2 separate regions of the Homo sapiens genome follow, and region 1 is linked to region 2. Evidence: read pairs that join two places in POLR2A ChIA-PET (ENCODE). Cell type or tissue: MCF 10A. All regions are shown on one strand. Each heading gives the region's core, and the rest is flanking DNA. Links, peaks and the distances in the headings are about the cores only.

Region 1 (8,330 bases), core at 155-8,154, 66 kb before region 2:
CAGATGTGGACGACAATGGAAGCTGTTGTTGCAAATTAGTGATCCTGGAACAGCTGAGAGGTAGGTTGTCGGAAAGCAGCCAGTATAGTGAGTTGGGCTGTGAAGAGAGAGAGAACAATTATGCAGTCACTCCATTAACCCAATTAGCAAACAGCGGCAGGAATTCTGTTAATTGACAAAGAAGCACGGTAGGGAAGGTGGGAAAGGGGGACAGCGACCTGGGTGGGGGTGCTGCAGGGGGAAGAGGGGTGTGATGGGGCTGGGGAGGGAAGAATTGCTGCTGGGATGAAAGGGCCAGGAATAAAACTTCAGCTAGGCTGGCGTGGTGGCTCACGCCTGTATTCCCAGCACTTCGGGAGGCCGAAGCGGGCAGATTACCTGAGGTCAGGAGTTCAAGACCAGCCTGACCAACATGAAGAAACCCCCATCTCTACTAAAAATACAAAAAATTAGCCGGGTGTAGTGGCACGCACCTGTAATCCCAGCTACTCGGGAGGCTGAGGCAGGAGAATTGCTTGAACCTGGGAGGTGGAGGTTGCAGTGAGCTGAGATTGTGCCATTGCACTCCAACCTGGGCAACAAGAGCGAAACTCTGTCTCAAAACAAAAACAACAACAACAAGAAAACTTCAGCTATTTCTATGCTGGCAAAAGTTATTTTTATCATTTTTTAAACGTTCTGTTTTTTTTTTAAACCATGCCCTGGAGCATTTGGATGAACAGTGTTTGCATTAATTAATAAATCAGATGACATCTCCACTCAGCAGAGGGCTTTGGTGTAGAAAAGCTCCCAGTGGCCTGCAGAATGGTGATTGCGGAATCTTGATTGATCACAGCTGTCATGTCATCAGTCATGCAGTCCAACATGGCGCAAAGGCTCACTTGGGTTTTGTGGAGGTTGTGGGGAGGACACAACATGAATAAGGTAATGTCTGCATATACCACTAGCTATAATAAGCTGTGTTTACGATCGAGTCCCAAAATTCTGCTGAGCCTCTGCTCAGGTTCATTGGGACTGGTTAATTGGGGGTGGCAATTAGGGAAAGCTGCAGAGAGGAGCTGGATTTGGGAAATAAAGGTCAGATGATGACTGATGGAATGGTCAGGCTTTCAGATACAAGGTGGGCATGAGAAAAGGCCCAGAAGACAAGCTTTTAGGAAGCAGATGCAGCCCTTCTCCAGGGGGAAGTTGGGGGTGGGAATATGGCAGAGATGTCTGAGATGACCGTTTGAGAAAGAAGGCACTGGAGTGGGCAGTGAGGACTGGAACATGGTGTGGAAGGTCCTCCCACCTCCCTGTCTCGACTTAATTTTTTTTAGAGGCAACAGGGTTAGGGACTGGCCTAGGAGCTTAGTGTGGCACCTGGGGCTGCAAGAGCCAGCATGCTGATAACCACAGCTTTCTCGCAGTAAGTAAAGGGAGAAAAGGGTTTGAGAACTATCAGAGCTCAGCGCCCTGAGCTGGGAACTGTGGGAGGACAGATGGAGAAGATAAGCCCAGAGAGGGGGGGTGAAATCATAACCAATTAGGTGTCTGTCCTGGATCCTTCTCGACTCAGACCTGAGAGCCACTGTTCCCAGCTCCCCTGGCTTATCACTCCATTATCACTTTCTCTACCCAATTTCTCTGCTTTGCTCTTATTCTCTTCTCACCTCATCCAGCTTTCCAGCCACTGTGAGAGAGAAAAATTGTAAAACATGTAAAGCTTTTGTTTGTAGTGCACAGATGAGGTGCACTGCATCTCTTGTTTGACCAGTTGCAAGGCTGGTGTGTCTGGTTGCTCAATCTCCAGCTATTTTGCTGCCTCTTACGATTGGTGCCCTGTCGTCAGGACGCAGGGCCCGGGAGGGCAGGCACTGGCCTTTGTGACCATAATACCTCTGACAGGACCATGCAGATAGTCCTGCTCAGTGGGTATTTACTGATGACCAAGATGACAACACATGGGGAAGATACCCACCCAAGTTTTAAGAAAATATTCTTTAATTGCTGACGGATAGAATTTCTGTATCCCCAGAGATGATGTCTCAGGGCATACGTGTTGAGATCTGTGGAACTGTCTGTGCGTAGGGGTGAGGGCTGGCTTGGCTTCTGGGCCTCCTCCTGGGTATGGGTCACCAACAGCCTCATGGGCACTACCTTTCTCCTCACATTCCAGTTTGAAACCACCCAGGCCCCTGGAAGCCCCTTTCTCTGCACAAGGCTGGGATCGTGTTTGTGCATGAACTGTTGGGTATTCTATACCCGCTCTGCGCCTCATCACACAATACCTCCCTGTTCTCAAAGCACCAGCCCAAAGTCACTCCAGCTTCTCAAGTTTCATAACTGCCCAGCAAACTGCACCTGGCCCTTCTTCCCCTGGGGCTGCAAGGTTGGAGGCCGAGTGGATGGCCGCCTGGTTTTCCCCACTCCCTGCTCAGACAAGTCCAGGCCCCCCAGGTGACTGGGGTTTTGGAGACTCATTCTTGTGCAAGTCAGAGAATGCTTCTGCGACTCAGGACATCTTTCAGGAGGAAGCTACCTCTTGTTCCGTGCAGGAAGAGGCTAATCAGGTCTCAGGCTCACCTGTGGGCAGAAGTAGGCAAGCTACTTTGGAGTGCAAGGAAGTAGGGATCAGCAGTGGCATGGTGCCCTGAGAGACCCCCAGCCCCGACCTAGAGAATTCCTGACATACCTCCCAGCTACGCTCAGCTGTGAGGCACACACTGAGCTCTAGGCCAGCCCTGACCTTGGAGCTTCCACCACAAGCACAAACAAGGCCTTTAAAAAGCTTCCTAACTTCCTGGGGCGGGGGTGGTTGGGGCCAGTGTGTTGATTGCCGTTGTGTCATTTTCTGGTGTGGTTCCAGGTGGCTGGCGCCACTGCTTCTCCTCCATCCAGATGCTGAGGCCAAGGGGGCTCAAGGGGGCAAGTTGCTTTGAAGCTCCCGGCGCTGACCTCTTGTGCCCCGTCTTGGTGTTGGGAAGCCTCACAGCTGTTCTGGGCCCGCAGAGCCTTCTCCTCGTTGACTTGGGGCTTTTTGGATCAGGATGTTGGTGAAGCAGAGTTTTGGCAAGAGCCTTGGCAGCTGCTGCCAGTAAAGAGGCTGAAGGAAGATAATTAGACCTGGTAATTGGTTGCTTTTTAGCGACTGTGGCTGGGAGAAGACACTGAAAAGCTGTCCTCCAGGACCAAGGCTAAACTGTCCCCATGCTAGGGGGAAATGCTGGACCCCAGCTAGTCCTGCATGTCTCGTCACATCTTACCTGACACATCTATCTGGCTGTGAAATGATTCTTGAATCCCATCCCACCCCCACAAAGCAGTGTGGGTTTACCTCGCCTGTGTTCATGCTCTGTTACACCCAAGCCTGGAACCAGGCATCTGAAAACTTTGAAACCAGAGGTAACCTTTAGATGGAGTTACTTAACTCTAGCTGCTCCAGAAAGATTCTGTGGGGCTTACTGTGAAGGACTTCATTAAAGGCTTTTGTTTTTGGACAGAGCTGACTCATCATTTCCCCAAGATAAGTTTGCTTCTGGGCAGTTTCCAGGCTCCCATCTCTCCAGTTGGCCATTTTGCCAGACCAGATGGCTCATATTAGATCTCAATTTACAACTTGCCACCCCTTGTGGGCATGTGTTCTGGATTCGTCCCAGCCTGAGCAGCTGATTCACTCGGATGTTCTGGGAAGCCCTTACCGTTTGATTCCACTTCACCGTAGATGCCGTCCATGGGTCTGATTTCCAGTTTCTGTGTGAATCCTGCTGACCTAAACCCTGACACAGAAGTGTAGCCCTGGGAGCCTAAAGATGGACCTCGGGCGGGGTCCCCAGCAGCTCTGCATTGGGTCCTTGAGAGGGGCACTGCCTTAGGGAGGGCTGATCACTCAAAGTCTATGAAAGGATGGACTAGATTGGAATCAAGAATCTGCTTTTGTGGCTATGTAATATCTTAGAGAAAAGCAGAAGAAAGAATGGAGGACCAGTTTGAGTTCTGCGATTTTAGGTTTAAACAGGTGGCCTTTCTGCTGGCGTCCCCTCCTGACCAGTTATCCATGCATTTGTTCAGATGCATGAATAGATGGTTATTGAGCATATACTCTGTGCCAAATGTAATGCCTAGGGCTCAGGAATAAGGATCAAAGGACAGTTCTTGCCTTCAAGGGACTTACTGACTGATGTCTGAGATAGGCAGGTGCTCACAACAAAGTGAAAGTTGGTATAGTGCAGTGATCAAGAATGCAGACTCCGGAACCAGACTGGCTGGATTCATATTCCTGCTCTGCCGCTTACGAGCAGTGTACCTTTGGGCATATTTCCTAACTGCTACATGCACCAGTTTCGTCATCTAGAGAATGGGAATAATATTGATACCTACCTCAGTAGACTTCAATTACTTAGAACTGTGCCTGGGAATAGTGAGGATGGTATACACTGGGGAAATTTTTAAAGCTATAGGCCAGGCACAGTGGCTCATGCCTATAATCCCAGCACTTTAGGAGGCTGAAGCAGGAGGACTGCTTGAGCCCAGGAGTTTGAGACCAGCCTGGGCAACATAGCAAGACCCCATCTTTACAAAAAATAAAAATTAACCTGACATGGTGGCATTTGCCTGTAGTCCTAGCTATTTGGGAGGTTGAGGTGGGAGGATCGTTTAAGCCCAGGAAATAGAGGCTGCAATGAGCTGTGATTGTACCACTGGACTCCAACATGGTCAATAGCGAGAACTGTCTCAATAAAGTAAAATTGCCTTGGCGTGGTGGATCACACCTGTAATCTTAACACTTTGAGAGGCTAATGTGGGAGGATTGCTTGAGCCCAGGAGTTCGAGACCAGCCTGGGCAACATAACGAGACCCTGTCTCTACAAAAAATAAAATAATAAGCTGGGCGCAGTGGCTCATGCCTATAATCCCAGCACTTTGGGAGGCTGAGGTGGGCGGACCACGAGGTCAGGAGATCAAGACCATCCTGGCTAACACGGTGAAACCCCATCTCTACTAAAAATACAAAAAATTAGCCGGGCGTGGTGGCGGGCGTCTGTAGTCCCAGCTACTAGGGAGACTGAGGCAGGAGAATGGCGTGAACCCGGGAGGCGGAGCCTGCAGTGAGCCGAGATTGCGCCACTGCACTCCAGCCTGGGCAACAGAGCATGACTCCATCTCAAAAATAATAATAAAATAAAATAATTAGCCAGGCATGGTGGCACACACCTGTGGTCTCAGTTCTTCGGGAGGTTGAGGTGGGAGAATTGCTTGAGCCTGGCAGGTAGAGGCTGCAGTGAGCCAGGATCATGCTGTGTACTGGTCTCACAGAGTGAGACCCTGTCTCTAAAATAAAATAAAACAAAACAAAGCTACAGCTCCACAGGGAGCAAAGGACTTAAGAGGAAGGAAGGGGTCGTATAGAAATCCCAGGAATCTGGGATTCTGGCATTTATAACCAGGAAAGCTGAATTTGAGTTTAGAGTCCACTACAATATATTTATTTGATTTTGAATAATTACAACCTTGATTTGCTCCTTGGTAAGGTAGAAATAGTAATATCTTCCTTTCCAACCTCATTGGGAAAAAAGAGAGAAACCAAAATTTGTATCTATTATGTACCATATGGTTTTATTCTGAGAATTGAGAGAAATAACATATTTTAAGTGTATGTAAATTTTTTTTTTTTTGAGATGGAGTCTCACTCTGTTGCCCAGGCTGGAGTGCAGTGGCGTGATCTTGGCTCACTGCGAGCTCCACCTCCCGGGTTCACACCATTCTCCTGCCTCAGCCTCCTGAGTAGCTGGGACTGTAAGCACCTGCCACCACGCCCGGCTAATTTTTTCGTATTTTTAGTAGAGATGGGGTTTCACCGTGTTAGCTGGTATGGTCTCGATCTCCTGACCTAGTGATCCACCCGCCTCAGCCTCCTAAAATGCTGGGACTACAGGCGTGAGCCACCGTGCCCGGCCAAGTGTATGTAAATTTTAAAAATGCATTGTAAACTGTAAAGTGAACCACAGGATAATCATGATTTTCTCCCTGTTCCTCCTGTCCCCCAGGTTGAGCATGTGGATAACTGAGAGATGATGAAAAAGGCAGGCACTCTGGGCTGACTTTCATTATAAATAGTAGGTACAGCTGTGGTACTGTTTTGCCTCCATGCGATTCTCCATGTTTTCCATGTTATTTAGTTCCTGATTACTAAAGCTTTGAGGTACCAGAGGAGGCTGGTGATTTCCTTTAGAAAGAGGAACTGGGAGCAGCAAGAATCATAGTGAGATGTGCTGAGCTTTTCAGAGGAAAAGTTCATGGATGATGCATCTGACGTGATGAGCACAAACATTTCCCAGCGCAGACCCAGGTCCTTCCAGGTCTGAAGGAGCTGAGTTCCCAGCTCCTGTGAGCCTCACTGTGTCTCAGGGCTTCTGAAAGGCAGGTCCTGCATATAGTGCAAGCTTATAAATGGAAGTGAGTGAGGGGGATGGCAGGTGTGATGGGGATGCCAGCCTTGCTGTTTTCTCACAATCACAAGGAGCTTTCACTTGTCTGGGAGACTTCTTGGCAAGGTTGCAGAGCTCACCACCAAGATTAAAGGCCGGCTGGCCAGGCAATGGTAGAGGGGAGGAGGAAGTCTGCAACAGGACGAGCAGGCAGCATTTGGGCCTGTTTGGGAGACTGGCCAACAATAACGGGATTACCATCCGCTGCCCTGATATCTGCCAGGAAATTGTGAGATGAAATTTCAAGGACCCTACCACAGAGTCAGAGAGTGTGTGGGATGACTTGGCTAAAAGCAAGAATCCTTGGGGAAAAAGGTCCAGTTTCCTGGTGTTCCATTTGTCTGTTTGCAGAACGGAAGCTCTGCCAATTCCCTGGCTCTCTTCTCAGCCTCTCCCAGGCCTCTGACAACCCTAGACTCTAAGGTTGAGAAGGGAACTACCTCGGAGACTTTTATCCAACTCTCAATAAATGGAGGAAAACAGCCATGACCCTGCTTGACGACTTAACCAATCTGAGCCTCAATATTCTCAGCTCATCTTACAAGGCTCTTATGAGGAGCAGTTGAAACAATGCATGTGGAAATTCTTTGTAAAGTGCTTTAAATGGGGCCGGGGGCAGTGGCTCACGCCTGTAATCCCAGCTTTGGGAGGCCGAGGCAGGCAGATCACCTGAGGTCAGCAGTTTGAAACCAGTCTGGCCAATATGGTTAAACCCCATCTCTATTAAAACTGCAAAAATTAGCTGGCCTGTGGTGGCACAAGCCTGTAATCCCAGCTACTCAGGAGGCTGAGGCAGGAGAATCGCTTGAACCTGGGAGGTGGAGATTGCAGTGAGCCAAGATCGTGCCACTGCACTCCAGCCTGGGCCACAGAGGGAGACCATGTCTCAAAAAATAATTAAAAAAAAAAAAAAAAAAAAAAAAAAAGGCCAAGCATGGTGGGCTCACGCCTGTAATCCCAGCACTTTGGGAGGCTGAGGTGGGCGGATCACCTGAGATTAGGAGTTCAAGACCAGCCTGGCCGACATGGTGAAACCCCCATCTCTACTAAAAATACAAAAATTAGCCGGGCTTGGTGGTGCGGGCCTATAATCCCAGCTTCTCAGGAGGCTGAGGCAGGAGAATCACTTGAACTTGGGAGTCAGAGGTTGCAGTGAGCTGAGATCATGCCATTGCATTCCAGCCTGGGCTTTGTAAGAGTTTGTCTCAAAAAAAAAAAAAAAAAGGTGCTGTAAATGGAAGGAATTGCTCCAGGTATAGAATCAAAGGCCCCGAGGGTAAGAGGAGCCAGCGGAGCCTTTGGGCCTGGCTGTCCAGTTCTGCCAAGTTCTACTGAAGACAGAGAGAAGGGATCTTTCCCAAGGACCTTCTTTCTGGCTCTGTCAAATATGAGCCTCCCAGGGTCTCATTGGTGTTCTGGGTTCCTTAACAAAAAGGAGTTTGCAAAGATCACAGAGCTGACTGGTTTTCTTCTCTGGACAATGTTTACTGTGACTGCCTCTCTCTCCCGCCCCCACCACTGAACAGCATGGCAGCTTCCCAGTCCAGGGACCCGTGGGGGCCCTGTTTGCAGCAGGATTTGTGTTAATAGCACGACAGTGTCTTTACCTTTTATCTAGCAAGAGTGAGTAATCTGTTTGGGATATTTAACAAAAACCAGACATTACCTCACTGGTGTCTTATCCAGAGCTGCTCTAGTCTTCCCATTAATTCCAGCAATTCGGGGTCTTTTGCCACGTTAAGCAGTATGGGGAGAAATCCATGGACTCTTTTTCTCTGGATAAAGGGAGCCACAGAAGGCACACATTTGAAAAGCCCTATTCTAGTATTTGTATTCAGAGCTGTTCTTTTTCTCAGTAAATGT
Region 2 (8,330 bases), core at 138-8,137:
TCCAACTCCTGACCTCAGGTGATCCGCCCGCCTCGGCCTCCCAAAAGTGCTGGGATGGCGTGAACCACTGCACCCAGCCTGCAGTCTTAATGATAGAATTTCAGCCATTTCCTGAGTTAGAAAAAAATATAATAGTAATGAAAAAACAAAAAAAGAGTCATCCCTCTCTCTCTCTGTTCAGTTTGCAAGTTTTCCCCTGTAAGAATTATGCATGAGGCTGGGCTCGTGGCTTATGCCTGTAATCCCGGCACTTTGGGAGGCCGAGGAGAGTGGATCACCTGAGGTCAGGAGTTTGAAACCAGTCTGGCCAACAAGGCGAAACCCTGTCTCTACTGAAAATACAAAAAATAAGCCGGGCATGGTGGTGTGTGCCTGTAATCCCAGCTACTCCAGAGGCTAAGACAGGAGACTCACTTGAACCCGGGAGGCAGAGGTTGCAGTCAGCCAAGGTCACACCATTGCACTGCAGCCTGGGCAACAACAGCGAAACTCCATCTCACAAAAAAAAAAAAAAAAAAAAAAGAGGCCAAGGCCTCACTTTGGGAGACCAAGGCAGGTGGATCATGAGGTCAGGAGATCGAGACCATCCTGGCTAACATGGTAAAACCCCGTCTCTACTGAAAAACCACAAAAAAATTAGCCAGGTATGGTGGCGGGCGCCTGTAGTCCCAGCTACTTGGGAGGCTGAGGCAGGAGAATGGCATGAACCCAGGAGGCGGAGCTTTCAGTGAGCAGAGATCGCGCCACTGCACTCCAGCCTGGGCGACAGAGCAAGACTCCGTCTCAAAAAAAAAAAAAAAAAAAAAAAAAAGAAAAGAAAAGAAAAAAGAATCACGCATGAATATAACAGCTCTGCCATGCAAATATTTTCCTTGATATGAGGTCAGAGCCAGGCCTCAGGCACACACAACTGCATATCCTCCCAGCAGGCACTTTGCTCTCAGTGTAGGCTTGATACCATCTCTGTTCAGTGTGCTGTTGTATTTGAGGTGTTATTTTAATCAAAACTGTTTTTTTTTAAAAAAATCTTCTTTTATTTTTTGCAAAATGGTTTGCAAGTAATAATAATAGCAGATGCTTAGCTAGTGTATACTGGAGACAGATTCTGCACTAAACGCTTTGCATATAGTTGCCCCCACGTAATCTTTCAAAATAACACTGTGAAGAAGGTTCTTTTATAATCCCCATTTACACATGAGGAAACTGAGGCAGCTGGGTTAAATAACTTGCTGGGAAGTTAAGGAGTTAAGATTCCACTCAGGAAGTGGGAAGGGGATGTGGGGGCTATATGGTTTCCCTCTTGCAGGAGGTTGTTGTTGACCTGCCGGCTTCCCATGCGGCTGACAGTGGCTTCTGAGCTCCTGAAGCTTCAGAAGTGTTTGCATTTTATTAGTGTAATGATAGTTTGCAGTATCTAACCCATAGCAGTGTTTCTCAAACTGTGCGAAGGACTAATTTGATTTTTTTTCTTTTTTGAGACGGAGTCTCGCTCTGTCACCCAGGCTGGAGTGCAGTGGCGTGATCTCAGCTCACTGCAGGCTCCGCCTCCCGGGTTCATACCATTCTCCTGCCTCAGCCTCCCGAGTAGCTGGGACTACAGGCGCCTGCCACCACGCCTGGCTAATTTTTTGTATTTTTAGTAGAGACGGGGTTTCACCTTGTTAGCCAGGATGGTCTCGATCTCCTGACCTCGTGATCCACCCGCCTTGGCCTCCCAAAGTGCTGGGATTACAGGGGCGAGCCACCACGCTTGGCCAATTTGATTTTATTTTTAAAAATTTCTGGGGGCTGGGCGTGGTGGTTCATGCCTGTAATCCCAGCACTTTGAGAGGCTGAGGTGGGTAAATCACCTGAGGTCAGGAGTCCAAGACCAGCCTGGCCAACATGGTGAAACCCCGTCTCTATTAAAAATACAAAAAATTAGCTGGGCATGGTGGCGGGTGTCTGTAATCCCAGCTACTCGGGAGGCTGAAGCAGGAGAATTGCTTGAACCCGGGAGGCGGTGGCTGCAGTGAGCTGAGATTGTGCTATTGCACTCCAGCCTGGGCGACAAGGGCAAAACTCCATCTTAAAAAAAAAAAAAAAATCTGGCTAGGCACAATGGCTTACACTTGTAAATCCAGCATTTTGGGAGGCTGAGGTGGGAGAATCCTTTGAGCCCAGGAGTTCAAGACCAGCCTGGGCAACATGAGACCCCCATCTCTTAAAAAAAAAAAAAAAGAATTAGCTGGATGTGGTGGCTCACACCTATAGTCCCAGCTGCTATTCAGAAGGATGAGGCAAGAGGATCACTTGAGCCCAGGAGTTCAAGATTGCAGTGAGCTTTGATCGTGCCACTGCACCCCAGCCTGGGTGACAGAGCAGGACCCTGTCTCAAAAAAGAAAAAATCTCCTAATCATTGCATACAATTTGATAATTGTTATAAGAGTTTCTAAATCCTCTCAATTTCTGACTTATCTTGTTGTAGATGAATAGTGAAGAGTTTGCAGGCCAACACCAGTTCGAGGACAGTATTTTGATGGGCACCAATATGTGGTATCAACAAAGCAGCTTCATACTTTTAAAATTTCATTTCATTCATTCAATACACATTTTTTTAAGTGCTTACTACATAGCAGGCACCCAACTAGGTGCTACAAATCAAGTAGGAAAAAAGAACAACGGGGCCTTCATAAAGTTAACATTCTAGCAGGGAAAGCAGAATTGAAACAATTTACTGAGAATTAATTATTTTTTATAATTAATTATAAAAATAAATACCACTGGGCATGGTGGCTCATGCCTGTAATCCCAGCACTTTGCGAGGCCAAAGCAGGTGGATCACCTGACGTCAGGAGTTCAAGACCAGCCTGGCCAACATGGTGAAACTCCATCTCTACTAAAAATACAAAAAAATTAGCCTGGCATGGTGGCGGGCACCTGTAATCCCAGCTACTCGGGAGGCTGAGGCAGAGAATTGCTTGAACCCGGGAGGCGGAGGTTGCAGTGAGCTGAGATCGTGCCACTGCACTCCAGCCTGGGCAACAAAAGTGAAATTCTGTCTCAAAAATAAAATAAAATAAATAAAAATTAAAAATTAATGCTAAAGAGACGATCAGAATACTCAGCGCTCCTATTGGGGTGCCCAAAGCCAGGCTGATGGGTAAAGGAATGCTTCTCTAAGGAACCCTTCATCTTAGAGCTGAAGAATAAGCAGGGGCTGCAAGGCCCCAAATGGGGAAAGAGGGTTCTAGGGAAAAGGAGGGACAGAGAGAGAGCCCTGGAGCAGACAGACACACAGGAGGCTGCTAAAATAGTGTCCTGTAGGTCTCTAGAGCCCATGCCAAGGATGGTGCATTTTATCTCAAGAGCTATGGAAATCTCCTGAAGGATTTTAAGCCAGGGGTGGGCAAAATGGTCAGATTTACCTTTTAAAAATCATACTTTTACTTTCCCAATAATTTAAACACAGCAGATTTTCATAATAATTGTAACACGGAACTAACAATTCATTACAGAGATTTTCGCATGTGAACAAAAAGTTTGGGGCTGCTAATCTATCGCAAGAGTTATTTTTGATTCCCATGGCTCTACAAACACATGATGTAGACAGTCACTTACATCTCCAAAGAGGTCGCTATGCTCCTTCTGCCTCCTCCTCTCAGTCCCTACCATCCTCTAAGTAGCATCTTAAGAAGAGCGGCTGTGTGAGGTATGTGACCAAACTCCACCCACTCCTCTTTTTTGCACTAACAGAACCACAATTTAGTTCAAGCCAGCAATATTCCCAAGAAAAACTCATTTTTAAACCTATTAAAAGTGACCATGTGACACAGTTCTGGCCAATGGGAAGACAGCAGAAATCTGCTGAGGATTCAGGGAAACCTTTTGCTTTCCAGATGAAAGGAAGCCATCTGGCTAGTACAGTCCTGTCCCCTTCTTCCTACCTTAAAAATCAGTCGTGAGTCCCAGAGGTGCTGCAGCCATCTTGCCATCATGAGGCAACAAGCACAAAGATGACAATCCAACATGGTAAGGTTGGTGGGACAGAAAGAAACTGAGTCCTTGAGAACTCGGCCTCTGTCCACTTCTGTTCTTCTTGTTACATGAGAAAAATAAACCCCTATAGGCTGAAGCTGCTGTAAGTCTGGTTTTCTGATGCTTCAAGTTGAAAGTAAGTGAGCTTCCCAATTGGAAATGGATGGTCCACAAAATCAGATCAACTTGCATAGCACAGTATTCTCCCCCCTGCGGCTGTTCCCATCTTTGAACGTTTAGATATTTCAAAGGAAAAAGCCTTTTCTATTATTTCTGACATGGCTTCGCCCTTCTCACCAGGAGCTGTAACGGGATAAGTAGGCTCTGTCACGGGTCCTTTGTTTCCTAAAAGGGGAAGGCCGGAGACGAGGTTTCATGGAAAATGCTGATATACTACACCACATCAGAATGTGCTGTTCTCATTTATTTTTTAATACAAACCCATCTTTGCATGTGGGCACTGGCAAAGAGTTGATGGTTATGAAATGTTGGGCGACAGTGGTAATATGGGAGGTGACACACAGCAAAGGAATCTCGTCTTCAAATTACACAGAACACAAAACCATTGTGGTTCATGACATAGCTCCCACATTCTTTCCGTATTTATCCAACGGGGCTCCAGTGAATTGGATGGTGTCTTCTGTTTGTTTAGTGAGTGTGTAAAACTCCTGGACAGGGTTGTGTGAAGCAATGTGTAAAAGCCACAGTCGCCAGCCTGTTACCGCTACCTTATGTCCATTTTCCTCTGTGCCACGAGCTCTGCGGAGAACCAATGAGAACAGTTGGTACAAAACTCAGGGAAGAAGTTCAGGAAGTAGTTGTCAGAAATGATGCACGCTACAGTTACTATATTCAGTGCCAAAGCAATTCATTTATCTTTACAGACACACACAAGCAGAAAGGGTGAATTCAAAGGTAGTCCTCTGGGCAGAGAAAACATTGCAATTCTAGACACACACTGTCAAGAAGCCCATATGTCTGCAATGTAAAGGGCTTTTTTAAGATTATAAGCTGTCTTTCAAACACAGCAGCTTCTTCTAAAAATAATTCCATTTGATCAGACAAAGTGGGAAGAATGCTACTGGTTGGTATCTCAGGGGCAAAGATAGAATCAAAACAGAGTATAATCTCTCATGCCTACAAAAGGGCCCCAGGAAGGACTATTCATCAAAGAGGAGATGTTTTAAAGGAACACATACACTATGAGAGTGGCCAAAGGAAAATATAAAATGCTGAAATATATGCAAAATGAAGCCTCTGTGGTTTATAATGAGGCTGAAATCTCACTGATGGGGTCTGGCTTAACTCTGAATTAAGAGAATGAAGCTGAAATCCCCATGACCTTGAGGCAGCAGCTGAAGACTTCAATGTATGTACATTTTCGGTCACTCAACTTTTGTAACATCTGGAGCATGATTAATGCTGTGAGGGGTTTAAGAACTTTTATTGGCACTAATAGTCATTGGTTGCCACTAAAAAATGGTCCTGCTGCCAGCAAAACAAATGGTTAGGCATTTAAAGCCCCTATCAGGGTGGAAAAGGGCATTTTGCCAATTTTAGTTTCCTCTTGGAAACCGTGTGGTCAATTTTCCAAACTATGTTTGAACTTCAAAAGTCCATACTTGCTGCACTGGGTTAGATGGGCTTCCTGGTATTTCAAAGAAGTTTACAAAATCTTTGGAAAGTCTAAAAGTTTTAAGATCACAATTTGGAGAAAAAAGAAATATTATCAATAAATGTGCAGAAAAATACCTTAGGAGAATTTAAAATATTAACAGCAGTTACATGTGGAGTAGTAGAATTACTACTTCTTTACACATTTTGCATTTTCCAAAATTTCTATTATAAGCATACATTATTTTTATAATCAAAAGACTTTATAAAGTACTTTTAAGAAGAAAAAAATTGTTTCAAGACTTCCTTCAAAAACCAGGCAGCTTTCTATAAAGAAAAAGGTGTTAGGCCAGACACAGTGGCTCACACCTGTAATCCCAGAATTTTGAGAGGCTGAGGCAGGCGGATCCCTTGAGGTCAGTAGTTCAAGACCAGCCTGGCCAACATGGTGATACCTCGTCTCTACTAAAAATACAAAAATTAGCTGGGCCTGGTGGCACACACCTATAATCCCAGCTACTTGGGAGGCTGAGGCAAGAGAGTCGCTTGAACCCAAGAGGCAAACATTGCAGTGAACCAAACTCATGCCACTGCACTCCAGCCTGGGTGGCAGAGTGAGACACCATCGAAAAAAAAAAAAAAAAAGGAAAAAAAAGAGAAAAGAAAAGAAAAAGGTGAGTTGGATTCCACCTTTGGCACTCACTAGTATGTAACCTTGGTATTAGAGATAAGCATTATATGATTAAATTAAATAGATATAAAGTGCCTGCAGGGGTGCAAGACATATTGTAAATGCTTAATAAATGTGAGTTAGCATCATTATTTCACCTCAAATGAAGTTCAACATTCAAAACAGTATTCAAAGGGCCCCAGGTATAGAATTCTATTCTGATGAGAAATTTATCTGAAAATTTTTTTTGTTTTTTTTTGAGATGGAGTCTCGCTTTTTCACCCAGGCTGGAGTGCAGTGGTGTGATCTTGGCTCACTGCCAGCTCTGCCTCCTGGGTTCAAGCAATTCTGTGCCTCAGCTGGGATTACAGGCGCCCACCACCACACCTGGCTAATTTTTTTGTATTTTTAGTAGGATGGGGTTTCACCATCTTGGCCAGGCTGGTCTTGAACTCCTGACCTCATGATCCACCCACCTCGGCCTCCCAGAGTGATGGGATTACAGGCAGATTTTTTTTTTTTGAGACGGAGTCTCACTCTGTCACCCAGTCTGGAGTGCAATGGCACGATCTCGGCTCACTGCAAGTTCCGCCTCCCGAGTTCATGCCATTCTCCTGCCTCAGCCTCCCGAGCAGCTGGGACTACAGGCACCCGCCACCACGCCCGGCTAATTTTTTGTATTTTTTAGTAGAGACGGGGTTTCACAGTGTTAGCCAGGATGGTCTTGATCTCCTGACCTCGTGATCCGCCCACCTCGGCCTCCCAAAGTGCTGAGATTACACAGGCATGAGCCACCAAGCCCAGCCAACCTGGATTTTTAAAAGGAAGGAAAACTGTCCTGAAAATAGGATTACAGAATAGTCCTTTCATATTGCCAAAGTGTGGGAATTCTCCCTTTCTCTCCAACTCCATGGTAAGGAGGAAGGGATCACGATGAGAAATTTACACAAATTGATTGGATGCCACTGTTAGGGATCAGAATCTGGCTTCCTTACACCTCCCATTGGCTTCCAGACAGATTAAAAATGTGAGACTCTCATGACCACTTGTCAGGGATCCCCATGCCTGGGTCGGGTGCAGTGACGTGGGTCACAGCAGCTGCCATTCCCACAGCTGTTGGCCATCAGCCCTGGCAGGGGCTATTTCAGGTTTTACTGAGTATTTCTTGCCCCACTAGTAAAGCTTTGAGAAATGCTTTGAACTATCCAAAGACCAAAAGGCCCTCCCAGCCTCCATTCTTAAGAGAACAGTCTTCTGCTAACTTAGCCTCAGTGACGGTAGGGTTTCTCTCCTGCTGGGCAGAGACTGTCCCCCGCTAGGCCATAGCTTTCAGGGAACAGAACCATAAACCTCCTTTCTCCAAGTCAAAACTTTTTGGAAAGATTTTCTGCTCAATTTTTCTAGTCATTACAGCTAAATATGTCTAGTTTTAACTCTTTCCCTGCGGTGAGGGTAGTGAATCAGTGTCTGAAGAGTTGAGGAAGAATAATACTAGCTAGCATTGATTACCACTTACTCTGTGCCTGACATTGTTCGAAGCAACTTCTGTATTGCTGTAGATAGGTCTCACAACAACCTCAGGAGGTAGATACAGTTATTATTACTATTTTATAGAGGACTGGCCCCAAATTACTATGACTCCATGGCCAACTTGTTGTATGTACAGGCCTAGGAGCATCCTTTTCTTTCTCTCTCTGTCTCATAAAATTTCTGAAATGATTACCAGTTAAAAATGAGCAAGTTTGAGCCAGACAGGTGCAGTGGTTCAGGGTTGTAATCCCGGTGCTTTGGGAGGCCAAGATGGGAGGATCACTTGAGCTCAGGAGTTCAAGAGCAGCCCAAGCACCTATTGGGACCCTGCCTCTAAAACAAATTTTTTTTTTTATAATTAGCTAAGCCTGGTGGCATGCTCTTGTAGTTCCAGCTATTCTAGAAGCTGAGGCAGGAAGATCTCTTGAGCCCAGGAATTTGAGGCTATCATTATCATGCCACTGCACTCCAACCTGGGCAGCAGTGAGACTCTGTCTC

Evidence for each region. ChIA-PET counts read pairs that join two places held together with the same protein. Peaks named below come from ENCODE experiments on the same cell type or tissue, not always from the same donor. Only the 100,000 strongest peaks of a DNase experiment are listed, where the experiment ranks them.
Region 1: POLR2A ChIA-PET joins it to region 2 with 12 read pairs; 14 of 35 experiments call an interaction of 5 or more read pairs at or near these places.

What each region holds. Positions count from the first base shown.
Region 1 is chr1:225,762,369-225,770,698 of GRCh38, reverse strand. It overlaps LOC124904527 (a long non-coding RNA gene), which reads left to right and starts at 5,951. Exons shown (of 2, transcript XR_007066905.1): 1 at 5,951-6,095; 2 at 6,819-7,395. RefSeq lists enhancers at 1,434-1,603, 2,516-4,011 and a silencer at 2,221-2,392. In MCF 10A, for the core only: no CTCF peak of the experiment used is centred there; DNase peaks (open chromatin) are centred at 2,408, 2,798, 3,548, 6,688 and 1 weaker place.
Region 2 is chr1:225,696,704-225,705,033 of GRCh38, reverse strand. It overlaps LOC102723834 (a long non-coding RNA gene), which reads right to left. Exons shown (of 4, transcript XR_426933.4): 2 at 3,928-4,777. Among named protein-coding and RNA genes, the nearest start is that of ENAH, 48 kb to the right of the region's middle. RefSeq lists an enhancer at 4,079-5,278. In MCF 10A, for the core only: no CTCF peak of the experiment used is centred there; a DNase peak (open chromatin) is centred at 4,603.